2 separate regions of the Homo sapiens genome follow, and region 2 is linked to region 1. A link is a loop called in an ENCODE intact Hi-C map of the cell type or tissue named here. Cell type or tissue: K562. All regions are shown on one strand. Each heading gives the region's core, and the rest is flanking DNA. Links, peaks and the distances in the headings are about the cores only. Region 1 overlaps TMEM164 (transmembrane protein 164). Region 2 holds the start of GUCY2F (guanylate cyclase 2F, retinal).

Region 1 (9,001 bases), core at 671-8,670:
AGGCTCCACCGCTTAATACCATCACATTGACCATTAGGTTTCAACATGAATCTGAGGAGAGGAACATAAACATTCAGACCATAGCAGCGAGGAAGATGATTTTACTTGAGTTTGAGGTGCTTATAGGCTATCTAGGTTGAGATGCCCAGGAAGCATTAGGATAAAATATTCTGGAGCTGTTCAGGGGAATCTGGACTAGACACTGACTTTAGTATCAGTGGTTATAGAACTAGTAGATGAAAACATTGGAATGAATGAGCTGGTCCAGGGTAACTATGTAGGTAGGGATAAAATAGGACTTAGAGAAAGCCTTGGGGAACATCAACTTGCAAACAGTAGACAGAAGAAGAAGAGTGTAAGGAGATTGCAGGAAAGATCAGTGATAGAAGGAGAGGCTGGTTGTCCTGAAAACTAAGGCAGTAGAAATTTTTCCCAAAGTGGTATTAGCCAAGCCATGTTGGATCTAAGAGGTACAGTAAAATCAGGTCCTCAGAGAAGTGGGAATTACAGGGAAGAAGTTAAGGGCATTAAGGAAGGAGGGGTTAAGGGTGTTACAGAGCCAAGGGAGGGTGTTTCTCCTCCTCCTTTCTCCCCCTCCCTTTCTCTCCTTTTCACCTCCTTTTCCCTTTCTCTCTGCCCCAGGGCTGAGCATGTTCAAATGCTAAACTGAAGCCCAGTAGAGCCAGGGAACATTGAAGGTACCAGAGAGAAAGGGGAGTGGATGAATTACAAGTTGATGACAACTGCTGAGAATGACAGGGGTTTGGTGGTGGATTGAGAAGGGTAATGACAAGAGAAATAAGTGCTGTGGGAAATGGAAGAAGGAGATAAGCCTAGACTCTCTCAACACTGTCCAATAGAATTCTCTGTGATGATGAATATATCCTATATCTGTTCTATTCCACATGGTAGCCACTAGCTACATTTGGCTTTTGAACAGTTGAAATGTGCCTGGGGGGACTGAAGAGTTGGATTTCTCATTCGATTTTAAGGTTAATTAATTTGAATTGAAATTGATTGGTTGGTTGATTGATTGATTGATTGATTGATGAGATGGAGTCTCATCCTGCCGTCCAGGCTGGAGTGCAATGGCGAGATCTTGGCTCACTGCAACCTCGACCTCCCGGGTTTAAGCGATTCTCCTGCCTTAGCCTCCTGAGTAGCTGGATCTACAGGCACATGCCACCATGCTTGGCTAATTTTTATATTTTTAGTAGAGATGGGGTTTCACCATGTTGGCCAGGCTGGTCTCAAACTCCTGACCTCAAATGATCCACCCACTTCAGCCTCCCAAAGTGCTGGGATTACAGGTGAGAGCAACTTTGCCTGACCTGAATTGAAATTTAAATGGCCATATGTGGTTAGTGGCTATTGGACAACATAGCTCTAGAAGGTTGGTGACTGGCACTGTGGGGCCCTCCTGAAAGAAGAATCCGTGGATTTTTCTGGCACTGGTTTGTACGGTTACCCCATTTGGGGTTCAGCAGCCTAAGTGGAGGTGCAGGACATCTGGCTGGAGGGATCCGTCCAATGTTGAGGCTTTGTAAGTAGGGTCAGTATTGTTGAAAATCTAGAAAGTGAGGGATGTTTGAGGGGTTCTGGAGAGTTTTGGTAATCCTGCAACGCACTGTATTGCTTTCAGGTTTCTGACCAAGGACAGGTCACCCAAGGAGCAATAGCAGAATGGGAGACAGAGCAGCACTTTATTATTAGCTGAGCAGGCATCCAGTATCTTTAGTGCTGGGCGAGAGCTTGCAGCTTTGTTCTCAACATCTAGGTGAGCTTCCCACTCTGTACCTAGAGAATATAATGTGGCTAGATGTGTAGCACAGGCCCCCCCATACTTTCCACCCTATCAAAGGCATTGAGAAGCTAGAGAGGAAAGTGAAGAGGCCTGGCTATGCAGAGAGACAGGTTCTGCTGAGATGTGCACGACGAAATACACATGCTGCCCATTACAAAGCTAGACTACCTGGTTTCAAATACTGGTTCTCCTCCTTACTAGCTGTGTGACTTTGGCCAAGTTCCCTTACCTTCTCCAAGCTTCAGTTTTCTCATCTGTAAAATAAAAATAATAACAGTACTTCCTCATGTGGTTGTAATTAGCATTAAATGACTTAATGTATTAATATATAAAGTGCTTATAACAGTCCCTGTCATGTAATGGTGGTATATAAGTTGTTTGCTATTATTAGTATGGTTTCAGCTTGCCAATATACTGTGGCCCTGCCTACTAATCTAATAAAATGTGGTTTGAGCAGTTTTTTAGGTTCTCACCTTTAGTAAGCCACCCTTTGGGGATGATCTAGTGAGGGGATAGATAGAAGTGTGGGGAGAGGGGGATGAAGAGTTCTGCTTCCCACCAGGGAGTTGAGAGTGCTGGTGTCAGAGTTCGAGGCCATGGGGTCCAAGCTGGTGTGGAAGAAAGGCTAGAAGAGAGCTGGGGAACAAGGAGGAATTCTATGGAGGGAGGTAAGGAGCATCAAGGGATCACAGGTCACGAGGAGGTCTAGGGGCATGCGCATAGTAGGAATAAGGATATGAAAGCTGAACTGTCGGGAGGTTGTGGTCAGATGATCCCAGCAGAGGCGGGGCAGTTCAAAGTGATGACAGAAGGCAGGTTGTGGTTAGTGCGGTGGAGTAGACCTGTAGAGTTGAGGAGGTTCAGGAGGCCACGAGGTTAGGGTATTGGAAGAGGTGCCTGCATGGATGTTAAAATCACCCAGAATGCCATCAGGAAAAGGTATAAAAGAAGGTGGTAAGCTAAGTGACACTGATCTGAGGTGAATTCAATGACCTGGAGGCCAACAACAGGTGACAGTGACAAAGAGGAGGAACTGAATCTTGAAAGAGAACGAGGGAAGAGTAAACGTCTAGAAGCAATAATGGAGGGCTAGAGGAATCTTCAACTTCCCTTCCCCCACAAAAAATTGCTGCAGGAATAGAAGGATTAAAAAAGAACAGCCTTCTCAGAGCTGTTAGTGGAAGAAATCACACCCTCAGTGGACAGCCAGGGTTCCTTAGGGTGAGGAGGTGAAAGGGACATTCTGGGGAAAGGTGGCAGGTATAGACAGATTGGTTGATCATAAACACCCCAGGCCAGTGGTGGTGGTGGGCTTCCAGAGGTTCTAGTGGGATGGGTTGGGAGGAAGTCAGCCACAAGGTGGTTGGAGGAAAGTGCCCACACAGCTTTAGGCCCACAGCTTGGTCCTGCCTACAGCTGGTGACACAACTCAGGAGTTCCCCTCTCTTCATCCTTGTGATGTGTTTCGATTGGTTGGTTGTGTTTGTTTTCATTTCGGCAGCAGTTCTTAACCTGGGGTTCACAAATAGGATCTTAAGGGGTTCATTCACTTGAATGGGGGGAAGTCACATCTTTATTTTCACTGACCTCTAGCAGAAATGTAGCACATGAACGCAGACAACAAGCACCAGTGGTATTAGCCCTACCTGTGTCTTTGTTGTCAGTAGCAATCACAGATGGCTTCCTATCACATTTCAGTAGTAGCGGCCATCTCAGGATAGTGTTTATGCTCATCTGCTTTGAAAGTGATGGTAGTTATTAGGCCTGCTGCTAGATCTTGTGATTAAATGTATTTATAAAGAAACATAATTAGTATATTACAAAATTTTAAAAATATTTTGGTAACTGTGTTTTAATATAATTGAATTCCTTTGGCTTTTATTTTATGCATTTCAAACACTGTTCTGAGAAGGAGTCCTTTGGTCTCCCCAGGCTGCTGGGGTGCAGGGGGTGGGGTGGAGGGCCTGCTTCAAGTCTGCTGGGAAATCCCTTTCTATTTCACTAGAGGGAGCTCTTGTTTCAGAATTGCTGAGCAGTGACCCTCAGGCTTGACACCCAGTAATAAGGTTGTTTTTTTGTTTTGTTTTGTTTTTTTGTTTTGAGACAGAGTCTTGCTCCGTCACCCAGGCTGGAATGTAGTGGTGTGATCTTGGCTCACTGCAACCTCCACCTCCTGGGTTCAAGGGATTCTCATGCCTCAGCCTCCTGAATAGCTAGGATTACAGGCATGCGTCACCATGCCCAGCTAATTGTTGTAATTTTAGGAGAGGTGGGGTTTCACTGTGTTGCCAAGGCTGGCCTTGAATCCCGAAGTGCTGGGATTACAGGCGTGAGCCACCGTGCCTGCCTGAGAAGGCTGTTTTGAAATACAGGCAATTCAGATGTTTTTGGAGGACATTTCAAGAAACTGGGGTTAAGAACCTCAGTGTTGTTTGTTCTAGGCAGGCCACCTCTCTCTTGAGTGGGCTTTCAGCTCATCTTCTGGAGGATGAGGATTGGACCTCCTGTGCTAGTTACTTTCTGGGACCAGTTAAAGCGGAAGTACTTTGGCCAATGGCAGCTCAAAAACTGGCCCCAAGGTCATGCTGACATCAGTATCCAGGCTGAGTTTCCTGTTTCTCCTCCATACCATTGAGCCCATTGCCCCTCCCATCTAGCTAGTGTTAGGATGTTAGAGAAGTTCCCCTCTTCCATGAGGCTTCCCTGCTCCACTATACTGGTCAGGTAAGGGCAGGTGAAAGTATAGGAACTCTGGTAAATCCTGAGGCTCCTAAAGGGTTAGTGGATGAGGGGGGACCTGAGGGATTTGACTGATTGGCGAAGGGCTGAGCCTTGTGCAACAGGTGGGTAGGTGAGTTTCTGAAGACCACTGGATTGTCCCTGCTGAGGAAGAAGTGATTGGTGCTCAGGAGTCCTTTGTGGGAGCAAATGGTTAAGTCAAGTGTTTTCTGCCTTAATTTTCTCACCTTCCAGGAGACACTGCTCCTCACACCTGGCCAGACTCTGTCCCCTTCACTGGCAGCTTTTCCCAGGTCTCTTGGTTCATCTTCCAGCTCCAGGATTCCCTCTAAGTCAGTGTTTCTCCTATATGGTTGGAGGACCCAAGCATCAGGATCATCCTGAAGCGCTTGTTACTACAGTGGAGATTCCAGGGCCCACTCAGACTTCCTGGATTCAACTCTATGGGGCAGGGCCCAGGAAGCTGCATTTTCCACAACTTCCCTAGGACAGTTGTTTTCAAAGTGTGGTCCCTGGAATAGTAGTATCTGCCTAACCAGGGAACCTGTTATTAATAAAAATTCTCAGATTCCAGATTCCAGGCCTCACCCTAGATCTACTAGAAACTCTAATCAGAAACTCTGAAGTAGGGCCCAGCAAGCTGGATTTTAAGAAGCCCTCCTAGAGATTCTGATTTTGACCCACACTCAAGTTTGAAAGCCACTGCTGTAGCGGATTCTGATACAGAACGAGTTGAAACCTTGTTGCCTCAGATGATCCAAGAGTTGGCTCCCCCTTGCGTAAAGCTCAGCAGAGACACAGCTAAGGTCACACAGCAGCTTGGTAAGAGTAGGTAAGAGTAGAAGCTGGGACCTGGGTCCTTGGACTTCAGTGCATATTCTGCTAGGTCAGGTCCACCTGTTGGATTCTTTGCCAATTCAGGGCCCTCATCCTGTGTACTACTGTCAGGGGGCTGCCTCTCTGATCCTCATGGATGAAGGTGGGTCTTTAAATTGCCTTAGCCACAGGCTGGGTGGCCAGTCAGCCCCAACTAGGCTCTTCCAGGGTGAAGCATGGCCTGGGTAGACTCTCCAGCCTCTTAGGATGGGAGGTTGACAAGATGGACCTTCCCTGTGAACACTTAACCCAGGACATCCTCCACTTCCAAGTACAGTAAACAGAATAGAGGATAGGTTTTTTTGGTCAAATGCCTGGATGAGGGGAAACCTGACTTGAGCCTACACTCAGTGGCTAAGAATGGGGAATCAAATATTCACGATCATCTTGGGGTTGTGCCATGCTGAGATATCTTTTAGGCAGCCACAGCTTACAAAGGCTAAAAATGGAGGTATCTCATTTAAAGAGTACCAAAGATGGGAATACATTGTTGTCAGGAACCAAACTTGTCATTCTCTTCCCTATCCCCAAACCTGTACCTTCTCTGATGTTCCCCATCCTTTTCAGTGATACCATCACCTATTTGTTATCCAGGCCAAAAATCTAAAGCCAATCATTGGTCTATATTCCTATCCCTGCCCCCATCCAATCAGTGACCACATCCTATTAATTTGACCTTCTGATCATTTCTCAAATTTATTTCCACTACTCCAACTTTAGTTCAGGTCAGATCATCCCTGACTTCGTTTATTGCAACAGCCACCTAACTGGTTTCCCAGCCTCTAGCCTCACCCTGTTTTGTCCTCAGGGCACATAGGATGAGGCCTGAGAATTGGCCATTGGATTTAGCAATGAAAAAGTCATTTGTGACCTTAATGGGAGCTGTTTTGATGGAGGGAGGGAAGCCTGATAAGAGTGAGTTTAAGAGAGAACAGTAAGAGAGAGGAATTCTAGGTAGGGAGTATACCAGTGCTGTCCAATAAAAACATGTGAGGCACATATGTAATTTCAAATGTTCCAGTAGTCGCATTAAAAGCAGGTAAGAGAAACAGGTGACATTAATTTTAATAATAGATCTTACTTAACCCAGTATATCCAGTATTTTATCATTCCAATATAATCAATATAAAAATTATTACCAGGATATTTTCCTGGATTTCCTTTGAAATCCAGTGCACATTTTATAATAACAGCACATCTCAAGTTCAAACTAACCACATTTCAAGTGCCCACCAGCTGCATGTGACTAGTAACTACCACATTGGACAGCACTGGCATAGACAATTATTTCAAGGAATTTAGCTATAAAGGGGAGCAGAGGAGTGAGGTAGTGGCCAGATGGGGAAGTGAGGTCAAGTGTTGACTTGTTGGTTTTAGAACGGGAGCTATTAAAGTACTTTCCGTTTATACACTAATGGACTTAATCCAGTAGAGAGGAAGAAATTGTTGACATAAGATGACGAAACAGTGACTGGAGTGATGCTGTTGAGTAGGGGAGAGGGGATGGAATCTGGATGCAAGTGGAAATGCTGGCCTTGGCTAGGACACAGGGCAGTTCATCTGTGGTGACAGGGAGCAGGGGAGTGAAGGAAGACCATACTGGGCACTGATGCAGATAGATGGGTAAATGTGATTGTGGAAGCTTATGGAAGTTTTTGTCTGATTCTTTTTTTCCTCTGTGAAGTGGGAAGCAAGGTTAATATCTGAGAGTGAAAATGGGATAGAAGTATTAAAGATTCGAGAAGAGAGAAAATATTAATTTGTGGCCTAGGAGCGTGACAGAGTGAATGGACTGGGGAAATACAGTATGATTGCCTGGCAACATGAAAGATGCACTTGAGGTTTGTGATCACGAATTTGAAGTGAGAACAGTCAGCGCTGTTGTTTTTCTCTAGTACATTCAGCTGTGAGGGACAAGCAAGGCAGAGGAGGAGCTTTGGATTCAACCAGGGCTGGGTTTTTTTTCCAGCTGAGTATCATTCCATAATGAGAAGAACAATGGAGTCAAAGGCGTATGCAAGGGATAATTAGAATCATGGGCCATGGAATTTAAGGACAGAAAAGGGAGCCATGAGGGACAGTAAAAAGATGGTAGGACCAATGGATCACAGATTCCAGTGGGGTCAAAGAAGTATTGGGGTCATGGTTATCGGGAGTGAGCTGGAAAGGTAGAAGTGGTGGTTGAAGTGGGAATGCTTGACTTGGAGATTAGGGAGGGGCTACAGATATACATAATTATAAGGTCTCAGGCACGACCATGATAATGAGTGGCTGAGATGTGGTAGAGAGCAGGGTCATTGAGAACAAGAGGCCGAGGAACTGACAGACCAGGATGCTGGAAGGTTCATCTAGATGCATGTTGAAATTAACAAGAAATCTGATGAGTGGTAGTGAGCCAGGTACTAAAGGAATGAGGGCCATGACCCATATGTCTGTAGATGACTGTGAAAGGGAAGGATAGCGGGTGGTACAGTATGGTAGTGGTAGGATTTTAGTGAGAAGGGAGGGCCACTCGTCTAGGACTACAATGAAAAGAAAGAAGTTATTCACTCTACCTACATGGGCCAAAGGAGAAAAATCAGTCACTACTTTAGAGGGCCACAGATGAAGCAGGCAAGGAGAGGTAGGTTGGGTAACAACAAAAGGGTGAAGGGAACATTCAGAGAAGAGATTGAGAACATAGGAATTGAGCTAATGATTTATCTGTGATTGTTGCCTATCCTGTTCCCTTTTCCTGGAATTTCCTTCCTTACCTTGTACACATAGAGAACTCTTCATCTTTCCTCATCCAGCTCTTGCATTGCTACTTTCCTGAAACGGCTATTGCAAAGATTACTAACTAGTGATCGGCATGTTGCCAAACCCAGTGGAAGTGCTTGCCTTTACTGTACCCCTATAGAGAAGTGTGTTCCCAGTGGAATTTTCTGTGGTGATGGGAATACTCTATCTCTGCACTGTCCAATATGGTGGCCACCAGGCACATGTGACTGCTGAGTATATGAAATGTGGCTGATGTGACTGAGGAACCAAAGTTTTAATTCTGCTTAATTTTAATTCATTTAAATGTAATTAGCCACATGTGGCAAGTGGCTACCTTATTTATTGGTTGGTGCAAGTAATAGAGCACTTAACATTATTGATCCTTTCCTTCTTGAAACTTGATGTTCTTTTGACTTCCAGCACACCTCTCTCCTAGCTTTACGATTGCCTCTTTAATTTTGTCTTCATTCTTGACTTCTCATGGATCTTTCTCCTTCTGCTAGCCACTTAACTGTTGCTATTTTCCAGGCTTCCTCCTTCAGCCTTTTATCACATTTTGTGGACTCTTTCTCATTGATCTTATCCATACCCCAAGTCCTGTTTCCAGGCCATCTCCCTCTCCTGAGCACTAGACCTGGACATAACAGCCTATTGGAGACATCTGCTGGTGTAGTGGATAGGCATTCAGTGCTGGCATGCTCCAACCTGAGCTCATCTCTTCTCTAAATTACCTCCTCTCAGTTACTGAAGCCATAGACCTGGAAGTTAGTCTAGATGTCTCCTTCCTGTCTGACAAATTGCCAAGTCCTCTATGCCACTGCA
Region 2 (9,001 bases), core at 667-8,666, 680 kb before region 1:
AGTTGCAGGTAGGCAAAGGAGGATGGACTACTTTTTGAGCAAAAAAATGAAGAAACTTTTGGTGCCCCTCAGATCAAAGTGATTAACTGTCCATTCTAGGTGTAAGGCTGGCATTTTTGTGTTATAATCCAGGTAACTCCTAAGCACAATGCCCACCCCAAATTCTAAAAAGTTAGATTTTTTATACCATTTCTAAAATTCATACAACACGGGTCCCTCCTCAGGCCACATGCCACAAAGTGTCCCTTGGCATTCACTCTCAGTTTTTGTTGCTCTTTTCCCTTTGTTAACTGCAAGATAAACATTTCCCAAGCTGAAGGTCTGCCCTTACATTTTTTCTGGTACCGATGTGATGCATTTGGTGATATTTCTAACTCTGTTAGGACTCCCTGGACAACCAGAAAGTTTTATGTTGCTGTAGGATTTAGTCTTGATCCCCCAACTCAAGATTTTACAGAAGGAAACTTATTCTTTAAAAAAGAAAAAAGAAAAAAAGAAGGGAAGGAAGGAAGGAAGGGAGGAAGAGAGAAGGAAGGAAAAGAGGAAGGGGGAGGAAGGGAGAGGGAAGGAGGGAAGAAGAGAAAGAAGGAAGGAAAGAAGGGGAGGGAGGAATGAAGGGAGAGAAGAAGGAAGGAAGGAAGGAAGGAAGGAAGGAAGGAAGGAAGGAAGGAAGGAAGGAAGGAAGGAAGGGAGGGAGGGAGGGAAAGAAAGGGGCAAGATAGGGGGAGGATGCCCTAAACCTCCACCTGCTGATTTTGGTTTAAGGAAAAAAATTAGCTCACTAAAGTCTTTCCTGGGGTTAATGGGAAATGTGGATATAACTAAAACAAAGTTTGAAGGTATGAAATTTTGGAAATAGAATACTACTGGCCCACAGTTGTTCTGGGGCCATTGCCTAGGTTACTCAGGTGTGAACACCTGCATGGGATCAGACTTCCATGGAAAGCGGCTAGAGCATAGGGATGCATAATTTCATTTCAGGTAGTTTTTACAATCTGATGGGAAGCCTGGCTTCACACAGAAAACCACCGTTCGTTAAACATGTACAAAGAAAGACTATGACAAATAGCTCTGAGGGAAATGGCTCCTCATACCAGCTTGTCAAGCCGAGGACTTCTATGAAAGATTGATTTGTCTTTCTAATTACAGCCTGAATCAAGTTAACAGCTTGTATAAGACAACATCAGGAAGCAATAAAAAAAGAATCATGAGAGAAACTAAACGAAAGCTTGGATGAGAGCCTTTGAGCTCAAATCTTGACTTAAAGTATCTCGAAGGCTCTCTTTAACCCTTCTTTCCTTCTTTCCTTCATTCTTTAAATTTTTTTTTTTACTACATATTGCAGTAAAACTAATGTATCTCAATCAGCGTCTCAGCTCCCAGGTGGGCTGTGTCTTTTTTCCCCCCATTACAATCTTTCTTATAAACAAGAGCTGTCAACTACTCACCAAGTAATTCACCGCTCAAATGTCTTCAGTTTACTGCCTGCGCATGCAGACCACTGGCATAGCTACCTCAGTGTGTCCATTTCTTTGCATCCTCTATGCATTCACAATCCTGTCAAGGACTCCAGTCTGTTGACAAATTCCATTAATGGGGTAAATAATTGAAAGCGTTAGTAAATGTTTTGAAAATCACTCTTCAGCATCCGCAGACCAAGACTTGGATTAGGATTTAGAGTGACACTTCTAATCCTTTAAATTGATCCCACCTGTAGCAGAGTTAGTGCTGACCTAAATGCAATGACCCAGAGATTAACAAACAAATAGAGTCCTCTGGATAAATACGTCCTCCACAGACTACTGCCTTCTTTTACCTTTCAAAGTCAGACACAAACTCTCAGATTTTGCCTCTGTGTTCTTCCTTGTTCCATTCTGTCTAATAACCACCAATCGCCCTTTCTCCAGGACAGTTCTAAATGCCAAAACATTCATCAGCTGTGATTCCAGCCCAGAATATAAAAGGTGATCCAGGCTGGCTCCCTGCAAAATTCAAAGCAGGTGAATTTTGTCTCCTTCTCCTATTCCCCTTAAGTGCCTTCACTGCCTTTCCTCCCAAGAGAGACTCCCTACTTCCCTCTACACCTTTGTACAGAGACATTGTTTCCCCATACTTTAGATGTATTCCTTTTCCTTAAGAAGTCCCTCTCTGTCCTGGGCATCATTCACTCAGGGCCCTGTTCTGGATTCCCAACGTGAGAACTGAGGTGTTAAGGGCTAAAAATGACTTATATTAAATGAGAAATGTTTTTTAATAATAGTTTTATTGAGATATAATTTATCTACCACAAAAGTATATAATTTAGGGTTTTTTTAAAGTATATTCACAAGCTTGTGCAACATTTTCATTATTCCCACAAAGAAATTCCATTCTTGTTTAAAAGTCACTCCCCATTTCTCTCCTCCTCCTAGCCCCAGGCCACCACTAATTTACTTTCTCTATGGATTTTCCTATTCTGAACATTTCATATAAATGGAATCATACAACATGTGATCTTTTGCGAGTGGCTTCTTTGTTTGAATGAAAGAAGGACATGGATGAAATTGGAAATCATCATTCTCAGTAAACTATCGCAAGAACAAAAAACCAAACACACTTTGTTTGAAAAACAAACCGTTTTCAAGGTTCATGCACGTTCTAGCCTGTACCAGTACTTCATTTCTTTTGTGGCCAAATAATATTCCACTTTTTTGGGTATACCACATGATCAGTTGATGGAAATTTAGGTTGTTTCCACCTTGGGCTATTATGAATACTGCTTTTATTACTTTTGTGTAAAAGTTTTTATATGGACATATTGTTTTTATTTCTCTTTGGCATATACCCAGGGAATTGCTGGGTCATATAATAACTCTATGTTTAACATTTTTTGAATTGGCAAACTGTTTTCCAAAGTATATGCACCATTTGGCATTCCCACCAGCAACATATGAGGGTTCTTTTTTGCCTACATTCTTACCAACACTTGTTACTATCTATCAGTTTTTTATTTAAGTATGACAGGCATTTTATATGTACATTATACTTATATGTACATCTTTATGTTCACAACAACCATGAAGGTGGATATTACCCATTCTTTCCATTTTGTAAATGAGGATGCCAAGACTGAGATAAATTAGGCAATAATCATACTTACTGAGTGCCAATGATGTGACAGGCATTTTTGGAAGCCCTGTCTCCTTAGATCTTCACAGTGACCCCACGAGATAGATACTATTTGAATTCCCAGACATCCAGAGAGGTTACAGTAACTTACCAAAAATCACACAGCCACTGGTCAGTAGAGACAGAATTTGAACTCAGACACTCTAATTCTAGTAAGTAATAGAGCCAGAAAATTTAAACGCAAGACTATTTGGCTCCAAGAAAGCTCACGTTTATCCTTGATATATTCCACTAATGCACCCTTGTGCTATCCCTCCAAAGACTGCTTGCACTCTAATAGAGTCTCCAGAAACACACCGTGACTACCCAAAGGAAACAATCCCTAATTGTAGAATTTCAGGTGACCTGATGGAAATACTGGTGCAAGTGAGGGCCCCAGTTAGCATTCTCTATGTAGTGCTGCATGGTGCCATGAGCAACCCCAGTATGGATTTTATGAGAAGGTTCTGATGAGGACTAGGATGTTCAAGGGACCATCATTCAAGGAATGTTCCAAAATCCTGAATAGACATAAGATTCTAAATTTATAGGTAGAAGTAGCTGGGAATTAGCACATAAATAAAATTTCTAAAGTGAATTTGCTTCTTTTGATTAAGAGTTCCACAAACACTTGTTGCTCTACGGACTTTACATATACTAGCTCAATGGATCATCACAACTGTCCTATGGGGTAGGTATTATTATCATCCACATTTTATAGATGAAAAACTGAGGCACAAAGAGATTAAGTAATTTGCCCAAGCGCATACAGCTAGTTTCTGGTGGAGCCATCTGTGAAAATAAGTACTCTAGCTTTAGAGTCAGGACTCTTAACCACTGCCTCTTAATCACAGTATGGGGGTCATTGGATTTATCCATACACTCAAGAATTCCCATTAGATCTCTAAGTTTTAGTTATAGTATAATTAAAGATGATTTTAGAACAGAAATCTAAAACCATTTGGGGTCCTCATGAATCTAAAATTATACAGATACTTCAAATCCATTCACGAGTACAAACTTAAGAATTATTCCTATACACCTTTTAGAACTGCTATGTCAGAAACATCAGCACACTGTATGATTAAGTATTGACCTTAGTGTTCTCATGGACTTACAACACCAGAATGTTCACGGATTCTACTACATGTTGTTGGAACTCGTATCAGTTCCTGTCTATGTTTCCAATATCAAAGCCTAACAATTTACAAAATTTCATCTTCTCTGTATGATCTTTACTCCCTAAGGTGCCATGGAATGAAAGAATCCAAAATAGCACCCTCTCCCTCCACAAAACTGTGAAGCCAGTCACATCGATTGAGCTTTCCTCTTAACATTAGTTGCAAAGAAAAAAAGTAGCGCTTTTACATTTTATATATACATATATTACTACTAAACACTACAGGGAACTCCTAATTACATACATCATGGGAAATGGCCTTACATAATATTAGCCTAGGATCCTTGCATTCCTTTGGAGACTAAGATGCAGGGCTGGGGCATGAGGTATAAAAATGATTCAGAATGGTGTGCTTCTAGTTAATCATCCAGAATAAGGCTTGGACAAGTAGCTCCTTGTCCTGGGGGAAGTGAGAACCTGGGGAACAAGGGAGGTGATGGACAAAGATAAATTAGAATGAGAGAGGAAAACTACAAGAAAGGATGTTAGGCAAACTTACACATTTTGCTTCATTCCAGTGAGGGCTCTGAACTGTGATTCTCGACCTTCCTTTAGATTTTTCACCTAACCCTACCTGACAGAAAGTTATTTTTCTGATTCAGTAGTAATAACAAAATTCTCCGTCTGCTTATAGTACTAAACAAATACTTATAGTACTCAACAAGGCATATATTGTTTCATAAAAGTAGAATAGCTTTGGGCAACAGGCAAAATGATAATTTCCAATTTTTGAGCATCTCCTTTCAACTGGCACTGTTAGCCTTACTTCATTTATTTCTCACAGCATCCCTAAGAGGTAGGGAAAATTCTTATTCTCACTTTAGAGATACAGAAAAAAAAAATAAAGTACAGGAAGTTTATGTGCTCTGGCCAAAGTCACACAGCTGATACATGGTGGAGCCATGATGCAAATTCAGGTAGCATAGTTCCTGGGCCTGACGCTGAATAACTTTGCTATACTGCTTCAGGATGCAAAGAAGTTATTGAAGTGTATTACGCTGTATATTTACAGTATACGTTATTTTGTTGACATATATGTGTGTGTATTTATGGCATTATAAATGAGTTTGCTTTTCTTCAGTTTTGAGTGGAGAAGTGACCCAGCTTTCTGCCACATTCAGCCCAGAAAACGTGACCCGAATAAACCTCAGTGCTGCCCTCTAGTAGTCAGCTCCCACACTGAAAGTAAAGCCAAGGTTGTAATGACACCACGCGGCCGCAAGATGTCAATATTTTAACATTATTATCAAACTCCTCTAAGATCAATTTTTTTTAGAAATTAATACGGGTTGCCTGATTGTTGTAAAACTATGTTAGAAAATTCAGAACAGTAAAAAACAGAAAAAAATTTTTGCTTTTATTGAATCCTGTATTTTTCCAAAGTTATACTCAAACCAGGTATACAATTTTGTAAACTTATTTTTTTAATTTGACATGGAAACATACCTATGTTCTCACTAAGGGCACAGGATTTGGAGTCAAGCTGACCTGCCTTCAAACCCCATCACCATATTCCCTAGCTGTGTGACCTGAGGTTAATTACTTAATTTCCCTAAAGCCCTAGGTTTCCTCAAATGAAAGAAATTATGATAAACAGAACTATTTCCCAGCACTGTTGTGGGGATTAAAAAGAATGATGTACATTAAGTGTCGCACACGGTGGGTGCTCAAAACATGGCATTTCTTTAGACCATGCTAATCCCATGGCACTCTTGTTTTTAGAAGCTCCACTCTACATTTTATCACATATACTTTGACATGTACACACCCCATATCCCATGTCAAATAAGTATATATTTTGCTAAAAATTTGAGACGATTTTAAAATTTTGCCTTTGAAATTTATTATCAGTTATGCTTCTTAGCAGAGATTATATATACTAAAGAATTCTTACCAACTGATACAATCTAACCAACCATTTTTCCAATGTGTCAAAATTGTTCTGAACACAAAATGAAATAATCTATAAAAATGATGAGTTACATTTTTTGACATTTACTTAGACATTTATAGACTTTAATTTTGCAGTTATCTTCATATTTTGAAGCCAATAACTTTTGTCAGGCTTCAAACCCCTTTGGCAGATCCTTGGGAAGTTCATAGGTCTTAGGCATTTTCCTTGTAGTGCTCAATGGATTAAAATAAAAGAATCTGGTAAACATTATTACCACTTCACTTATGCATTATTTTATGGCTACAGAATATTTAATTTTGTATATGTTCCAAAATGTACTCAATCATTCCTCTAGTACTTAGGTTGTTTCCAAATTTTCCCTATTATAAATGATGCTACAATGCATATCATTAAATATAAACCTCTTTTCAATATAATAGGATTATTAATTTATGATAGAGTCCCAGAAGTAAAATTACTGAGTCAGAGTGTATGAATATCAGTAATGGTTCTTAACATGTATTGTCCAATGACTTTCCAAAATATTTGGACCAATTTATGCTCTCACCAATGGTCAATAAAATAAAAGTGTCCATTTTATTGCCCTGTCACCAGCTGCAGATTGTCTCAAATTTACATTTGTCAATTGTATAGGCCAGAAAAAGATATTTGGTATTAACGTCTATTTTTCTATTACTATTGAGTTATTTAAAAATTATTTTCTCATAATTTTATAAGCCATATGCATTTTCTGCTTTGTGAATCTTCTCTTTGTCTCTTTCCCTGCTTCTAAGGTCCAGTGGTAGACAGAGGATTCCCCAAAATTAGTGTCTTTGCACAGTCTTATGCAGAATCAGGTAGTTAATAATACTATATAGTGCTTATAAACTGTGCTAATACTATGGATTGGCTTGCTTCACTTCCATTACACCCCGGAATCTTCTGTACCTAAGATTTGCCATGTGGATTAGATGTCACCAAGTAGATGCACTCATATGAAGTTTGGCAGTTAAAAGTGGGCTGAAAAACTATGTGTATATATGAGGTTTTCTGCAGTGCTCATTTTCCACCTTCCTAGGTCTCAAGAGGAAGTGATGTGCTACCCCCACCAAAGTCAACAACAGCAGCGTCCCCATCTGGTTTCTAATCACTGGGTCACAGCTATTGGATGCTCTTCATCTAGATCCGTAGGTATTCAGAAACAGCTGCAGCAGCTGCAGAGGAGAAAAGAGCAGGTTTTTGATTCTGGCAGAGCTCTACTGGTGACATCAAAGATAGTAATTCCCTTAAAGTTTCAGTTCTGTATTTTTCTGGAACTACGCTTGTGAAATAGACCGTTAGACCTTCCAGCAATCTTGTAAGTACTCAGTACCCTGTTTTAAATTCCTGCCTGTAAATTGTTAGGAACTTTTTGGAACATAATCTAACTGTATATATTACAATATAAAAATATGTATACACTTTGACCTAGCAGTTGTACTTGGAAAAGTCTCTTGCACGGTAATAAAAGCATTAGCATGTGTTTTCACAAAGATATTTATTGCAGTGTTATTTTAGTGGCAGAAAACAACCTGGAGAAAACCTGAATGCCCACCAATGGGGGGGTGGTTACATTCATTACAGAACATCCATGCTGTGGAATACTATAAATCAAACTAAAAAATTTAAAATTTTTTTTAAAAAGGAAAGGTTGTCCATTTATTGATCTGAAAGTATGCCATGATACATTTAAGGAAATGGTCTGTATAATTCCATTTTTGTAATTAAAGAGGCAAGAGCATTCCCTTCTGCTTAAGAAACTTACAGTGGTTTCTGTTTTCTGCCCTGAACCCTGACTGGTACACACACTGTCATCATTATCATCATTAAACGTTATATATCTGAGGTGGTGCAAACAGCCGGTTTCTCATCCAGTAATGAATCTCATAAATAAAATAAATATACAAGAAAATTCTTGGAGGCCCAATACTTATTAAAATATTGTACCACACAAGGGACTTCTGTTTTAAGATAGAGCAACTTGTAGCAAACTAATGCTGTTGCTGCAAACAACTAGAAAAATCAGGTGAAATACTCCCCAAAAAGTTCCTTTTTGAAGGCATCAGAGAGCCAGGCCTTGAGAGGTAAGAACCCAGAAAGAAGGGAAGCTCATGAAAATAAGCCCAACTTTCTGCATGTTGTTTTTCCCTTAGGGTATTTCTCAATTCTTGGTCCAGAAACTGGGTAGAGGGTGACTCCTATGAGGCAGAGAAGTCAACAGAGCTTTAGGTAATATCACAGAACTCGGAGTATAAAAATTGAAGTTTAAGGTCTGCCAAGGCCAGCCAGGATTTGAACAGCCATGAAACTGCAGAGAGAAGCAGCAAAGGAAAGTGAACCTGACACAGCACAACTTTTCCACTCCAGGAAATTGCCAATTAAGTTGCACAGGGCAAAAGATTATAAAGATTATAAGCCCTGCAGAGTGGCTAAAAAGTAGAGCGGAGTTTCAGGAAGATTCACAGAGCTGAAGATGCAAAAATTGGAGTTCAGAACTTCTCAAGGAGATGTGTCCCTGGGAAACATCTATCCCTGGTTCTCATTTGGGACCCCTGGAGAGCTATATCCTAGGAATAGAGCAAACTAGAAATAGGTTGAGTCTAGCAAACACTGCAAACCAGCCTCAGGTCAGCTCAGTGGCTGAAAGGATTAAGATAATTTGCCCTTCCGCTGCCTGGCAAAATATAGGGTGAATCCGCTCTGGAGCACATAAGATCATCTAGAGTCTATATACTTTTTTA

The links. A loop is a pair of places that touch in the nucleus more often than their neighbours do. Peaks named below come from ENCODE experiments on the same cell type or tissue, not always from the same donor. Only the 100,000 strongest peaks of a DNase experiment are listed, where the experiment ranks them.
Region 2: a loop joins it to region 1, with 4 times the contacts of the local background. A loop is called at or near these places in 4 of 110 quality-filtered maps.

The regions. Positions count from the first base shown.
Region 1 is chrX:110,156,855-110,165,855 of GRCh38, forward strand. The region is part of intron 5 of TMEM164 (transmembrane protein 164); the gene reads left to right. Among named protein-coding and RNA genes, the nearest start is that of SNORD96B, 64 kb to the right of the region's middle. RefSeq lists an enhancer at 3,741-4,274. In K562, for the core only: a CTCF peak has its summit at 3,816 (motif pointing right); DNase peaks (open chromatin) are centred at 797, 2,597 and 3,777.
Region 2 is chrX:109,480,418-109,489,418 of GRCh38, forward strand. It overlaps GUCY2F (guanylate cyclase 2F, retinal), which reads right to left and starts at 1,669. Exons shown (of 20, transcript NM_001522.3): 1 at 1,449-1,669. In K562, for the core only: a CTCF peak has its summit at 5,522; a DNase peak (open chromatin) is centred at 5,494.